Regions from separate parts of the Homo sapiens genome. Here region 2 is linked to region 1. A link is a loop called in an ENCODE intact Hi-C map of the cell type or tissue named here. Cell type or tissue: IMR-90. All regions are shown on one strand. Links, peaks and the distances in the headings refer to the core of each region. The heading gives the core; the rest is flanking DNA.

The links. Hi-C counts contacts between places; a loop is a spot of excess contacts. Peaks named below come from ENCODE experiments on the same cell type or tissue, not always from the same donor. Only the 100,000 strongest peaks of a DNase experiment are listed, where the experiment ranks them.
Region 2: it touches region 1 in a loop (4-fold over the local background); 6 of 110 quality-filtered maps call a loop at or near these places.

The regions. Positions count from the first base shown.
Region 1 is chr5:95,861,391-95,864,216 of GRCh38, reverse strand. It overlaps LOC105379091 (a long non-coding RNA gene), which reads right to left and starts at 2,433. Exons shown (of 3, transcript XR_001742813.2): 1 at 471-2,433. RefSeq lists enhancers at 293-794, 1,050-2,249. In IMR-90, for the core only: a CTCF peak has its summit at 1,757; DNase peaks (open chromatin) are centred at 646, 2,156 and 2,626; H3K27ac peaks cover 2,286 bases.
Region 2 is chr5:96,066,523-96,069,348 of GRCh38, reverse strand. The region is part of intron 1 of LOC101929710 (a long non-coding RNA gene); the gene reads right to left. The region is part of intron 1 of LOC105379096 (a long non-coding RNA gene); the gene reads left to right. It also overlaps a transcript of CAST not described here. Among named protein-coding and RNA genes, the nearest start is that of MIR583, 11 kb to the left of the region's middle. In IMR-90, for the core only: no CTCF peak of the experiment used is centred there; a DNase peak (open chromatin) is centred at 1,168; H3K27ac peaks cover 1,245 bases.

The DNA.
Region 1 (2,826 bases), core at 301-2,800:
GAGTCAACTTGGGTGGGTACATGGTTGCTGCGCTGGTTGGACCATTTCTGCTCTAAGTCACACCAGATGAGGTTGAGAAGGTTAGGAGTTGACTTAGCAGCTGTTAGTTACTACCAAATGCTGTGTGAGCACTAGATCTCAAAAAACTTTGAAATATATATGTGTGTATATATACATGTATGTATATAGTTGTGTGTATATGTATATGTATATATACAGTGTATATATACATATTTGCACACAAAATAAACCAGGTAGACAGTGTACATCTCTTAAAGGAATTACAACAGCACTTCACAATAAAATTTTAAAAACTATATTGCCCACAGCATTTAAAATATAGTGTAGGTATTTTTGACAGCTTTATGAAGTTTTAGAAAAAATAAAACTATATGCAGAAGACCTAATGATTTGATTTACAATGCCAATTTTAAAATTATATTTTCAGAGTTCAAACAACCAATACATACCCTCACCCCCAGCGCCCCAGGTATCCTTTCCTTGGTAACCTCATGCTGGGCAAGAACAAAGGGACTGAAGTGGCAAGATCTACTCCACAGTCTGTGCCTACTCCTTCTCCTTCTACCCTGACAGGAAGAAATCATGGGGCCTGAGATTTCTGTAAACATGAGGCTCTTGCTCAATGCTCTGGGGAACATAAACCCCAAGCCCTGGCAGAGGGGAAATCTCCTCCCACTTTCTAAAACTAGACAGTCGGGCCTAATATGAACCATGGAGTTCAGCAGCACCAGAGCGATCCTGAGTGGTCACAGTGTGTCCACATCAAATCGAAACACACAGGCAATTTGGGTACATTTCCCCTGCCAGTTTAGGATGGAAATGAGAGTTGGAAGAAAGGTCTCAGGAGCCCCAACCTTTTACCCTCCAGGTCACTGGTCACCTCCTTAGGACCTCCAGGACAAACTGCTCCTCTCTGTGGTGTGGGATTTGCTTGCGGAGACAACACGTTTGTTTAGCCTTACACATGAATGCAGAGCATATGGAGAAGTAAACCTCACTGACCACTGCTTCCCCAAGTGACTTCTCTCCCACGCCCCTCATGGAAAGCCCTACAAAGGAAAAATCAATCTTCTCAGCTTTAAACCTGCCTTCTGTCCTCGTCAGATGTTGCCAAGCACGAAGTGTTACGGGGGCTCCTATCACAAAGCAAACAGAGCTGGAGCAGCCGGAAGGAGAGCTGCTCTCTAAAAGCTTTTAAACACTGTTATATTTTTAAAACCACTTACTGAAGAGGTGAGTTATTTTCTACTCCTCCTTCCCCAGAAGCACAGACATTAAGGTTACCTAGAAACTTGTCCAGGAAGCATGTGGCAAATAACAACCATGCAATAGAAACATCCGGATTTGTCATCTAATAGGAGATGGTATCAGCAAGGTCATATTTGGATAGAGGTGGAAGATGAAACTTCATTAGCTTGCATGCCCCAGCTACTGGGGGGCCATTCCCATGTGCTCTGGAGGAGGGAGACTTTGCTTTTATCTTGGCTGGGAGGGCCTTTGATTGGTACAGGTTGGAAATGAGTAAGATCTGAGATTGACGCTTCTTGTACTGAAGACTGCCTGTGGGAATAAAAAGCAGAGGGAGAATAAAAAGACATGAGATGGGGTCGCCTCTACCCTGGAAGAACATCTAATCTGTAGGATGGACGAGATGGGATGTACACAGAGAATGACCTGAGAACAAAATTGTTTTTTTAAGTTTCAGAAGCAAAATAATATTCCGTGAAGGACCAGAAGGGGGACAGGAAGACTTCTTAGTGAAGGTGGTTTTAAATCAGGTCTTGAGAGACAGTGAGAACAGCAGAGAATATGGGAGAGAAGGGATGGGGTGGCTGGCATGGTTCTGTTAGCGAGTCACATGTGCTGAGGACATGGATGTGGTGCTGTTTACTTTGATATTTCATTTCCATTATTGTAGGAGAAGGAAAGGGAGATGACGCCTCTTTATTTTTATAACTTTAGCTCCAGACTTTCTAAAAAAAAGTCTTCATTTCATGAAGGCAGTTTTGCTGTTTCCAAAGAGCTTATTCCTAATGCGTATTTCCAACCAACACCCTCTCTGTGTCAGATGAGGTGATAACATTTGTAATTGCAGAGAAGCAGAAAAGTGTGACTCACCTGTTTCACCACGAAGACTTTGCCGCAGACGTGGGGTTTAGGGAGATTCAGCTGGTATGAAAAAAGCAGCAGGAGCAATGGGCCACTGGGAAAAATGGTCTAGGGATCTTTGCTGCACCCAGTTTCCTCTTGCTTTATCCCAGAATATACCCTTTTTCCAATTCATCATAAAGAAGGGGGACTAGTGAAACTCAGGAATTCTGGAAGTTAAGCTATCTGCAAACTTATTCTGAGGAATCAGTGCAAACACACAGGGCCAGCTATGGGACAATGCCTGGGCTTTCTACACTGACTTCTTTCCATTCGATGGTCATCAGTTTTATCAGGGGCATCAGGGCTTCTGTGTAAGTCACTAAAACATGGCCGAAGGTACTTGAGCAACCACAAAAAAATTTGACGCTAAAAATATAGGCAGGAAATCTCCACATGCAAACAATTCTCAGGAAGAGGAGAGGGGTGCGTCATAAAAGTCCGGCTGACATTCTACACTCCTCTCAAATTACATGCAGCCAGTGCCGTCGGCCTGAAAATATTGAGCAATATTCCAGCCGTCCTCTTGTCACATGTACTTCATGAATGCTGGGCTCATCAGGCAGAAGCACCCAGGCATCAAAACACTCGCCTGAGAATTGAGGAACGTGGCCACCGTCTTCTTGGCGAGACCTCGACTGTAGGAAGCACCTGACC
Region 2 (2,826 bases), core at 18-2,517, 210 kb before region 1:
ACACATGCTTTCCAGTCTCCACAATCACATAAGCCAGTTTCTTAAAATAAATCTTAAATTCTTAAAATACACATATATTTGTGTATATATGTGTAATATAAACATATTTTATATACATACACACATATATATGTATATATACACACCTGTCTTCCCATGTGTATGTATACATATATACATACACCAATGTATACATATATACATACAGCTCTTGGTTTACATGTATACATACATGAAGACGGAATCAACAGGATGTGTGTGTATGTGTATACATATATATACACATCTGTATATACACATACACACACATACACACATATACATCTGGTTATACACATGCACATATATACATATATACATCCGTATATACACATACATACACGCATACATCCTGTCGATTTTGTCTTCATGTATGTATACATGTAAACCAAGAGCCATATGTAAAAATGTATACATTGGTGTATGTATATATGTATATATACACACAGGAAGACAGGTGTGTGTATATATATACATATGTGTGTGTGTATATATAAAATATATTTTATACATATACACACATGTGTATATATTTAAGTTAAATATATGCATATATGTATTTACATACACATTTACTATGCATATGTATATAAATATGTAAATTAATATACATATATGTTTAATTATATATACATGAACAATTAAAAATTAACTGGGCATGTGCATACATACACATATTATACACACACACACACACACACACACACACACACACATAATCCTATTGGTTCTGTTTCTCTGAAGAACCCTGACTAATACAGGGTTCCTTACTAGTCCAGTGGGTGGGTTCCCATATCAGATGTTTAGTAACTGCTCCATGAATGGATGGAGCTGGAAGGGAATATGGAGCAGGAGAAGTTGAAAAATGTGAGGCAGTAGGGCACAGGGACCAGGAGTCAGGGTAAAGTTCTAGCGGGGTGGAGCATGATTCTCAAGGTGAGACTTCAAGAATCCTGCTTCTTATTCCGTTTTCCTAGACAAGACCCAAGACAGACACTGTTCATTCAGTAATAGAGATAATATATAAGGCCAGAGGTTCTTTTGGCTAGATCTCTAAGAGACCAGGGTTCAGACAGGGTAATGGTGAAGAAATTCCCAAGCAATGAGTCAGGGCCCAGGAAATGCTTCTGCCTGACTAAAATGATGACAGGATCGTTATCAAGATGTGTCTAGATGTGCACGTAAGTTATGAAGCGTAGGCCAGCCATGACCCTCTGTCCTTCCCACCTGTGCCGCCTACATCTTCCCTCACACTCTCTCCCTGACACCTTTATTCCCAGAGATGCTCTTTACCTCTGACTGCCTTTCCCCAGCTAGAGTGGCCTGTCAGCTGCTGTGGGTTCCTGGCATTGCCCAGCCAGGGCTGCATTTAAAAGCCATTTCACTCTCTAGTCTGTGCAAATACAGGAACTGTGTAAGCAAGTTTTTTTTTTTTTTAAGGGAAAACTATAAAATGTGGACAGTAAATTACATTGCTGTTTTTCCCCTCCCAGTGCAAAATGGCAGGCTGTTAAGTGGTTTGGAGCTAAGTCAGTGTTTCAGATTAAAGGGAGTCAAATCTAAACCTCACATTACTTCAAGAGCATGAAAAAGATATAGCCTTAAATAGTCCCTATAACTGACAGAGGGAAAGGAGGCTGATTGTCAGTTATTACTGCTAATTTTGTATTTGCAGATAGGTGGAAGGTCTCTGGATCTTTTTAAGCACAGGTATGCCCATTTTAAACTAGGCCAATTTAGGAAAACCTAGTCTAGCAAATCAGAAAGTTTAGCAAGTGATTCTTCACATTTCAAAGAATTCTTCACTTCGAAAGCAATTAAGACCATCTCTATGATTAGTAATGGTTTAAAAGTCTGCCACAAATGTATTCCTAATGATCCATCAGAAAAGTATTTCCCTTACTGAAGGGCCCTGGTAATTATTTAGAGACTATAATGAGCCATATCCACATTGCATTATTTAAAACATGTATTTACTGGAAGACTATATTTGACAAAGGATTTCCTACACCTATAAAATTGGCCCCACTGTCAGATTAAATTGTAAAAGGAAAATAAAAAGAAAATACAGAATATAACCTTAAGCACAAGATTGCTTGAAATTCAAATATAATACCCCTATTACCTATTTTTACATGGCATTAACTTTAAACAAAGGATTGAGTACCTGACATTATAGGAACCTGAATATAAATTTGTTTATCCCACAGATGTAGTTTTATTGCTTACTATATGTAAAGCACTGTGTTATCCCCTAAAGTAGATAGAAAATGAAGGTGATGCTTTCCCTCCAAGAAAACTGGAGAAATAAGGCATAAATATGAATCACTTAAGAAATAACAGGGCTGGGTGCAGTGACTTAACACCTGTAATTCCAGCACTTTGGGAGGCTGAGGCTGGAGGATCAACTGAAGCCAGGAGTTTGGGACCAGCCTGGGCAACATACTAAGACCCCATCTCTACAAAAAAAAAAATTTTGTTAACTTGCCAGGCATGGTGGTGCATGCCTGTAGTCCTAGCTACTAGGGAGACTGAGGGGGGAGAATTGCTTGAGCCCAGGAGTTCAAGCTTGCAGTAAGGTATGATCACACCACTGTACTCCAGCCTAGGCAATAGAGTTAGATCTTGTCTCTAAAAAAATTTTAATTTTTAAAAATTTAAAAAAACAAATAAGATCAGAAATTATATAATTAAGTGCCACATTGAAAGTCAGACGGTAACTACAACAGGAAAGGGAAAACTTATATGGGCTGAAGTAGTAAGAGATATGAAACCTGATCTAGCTGA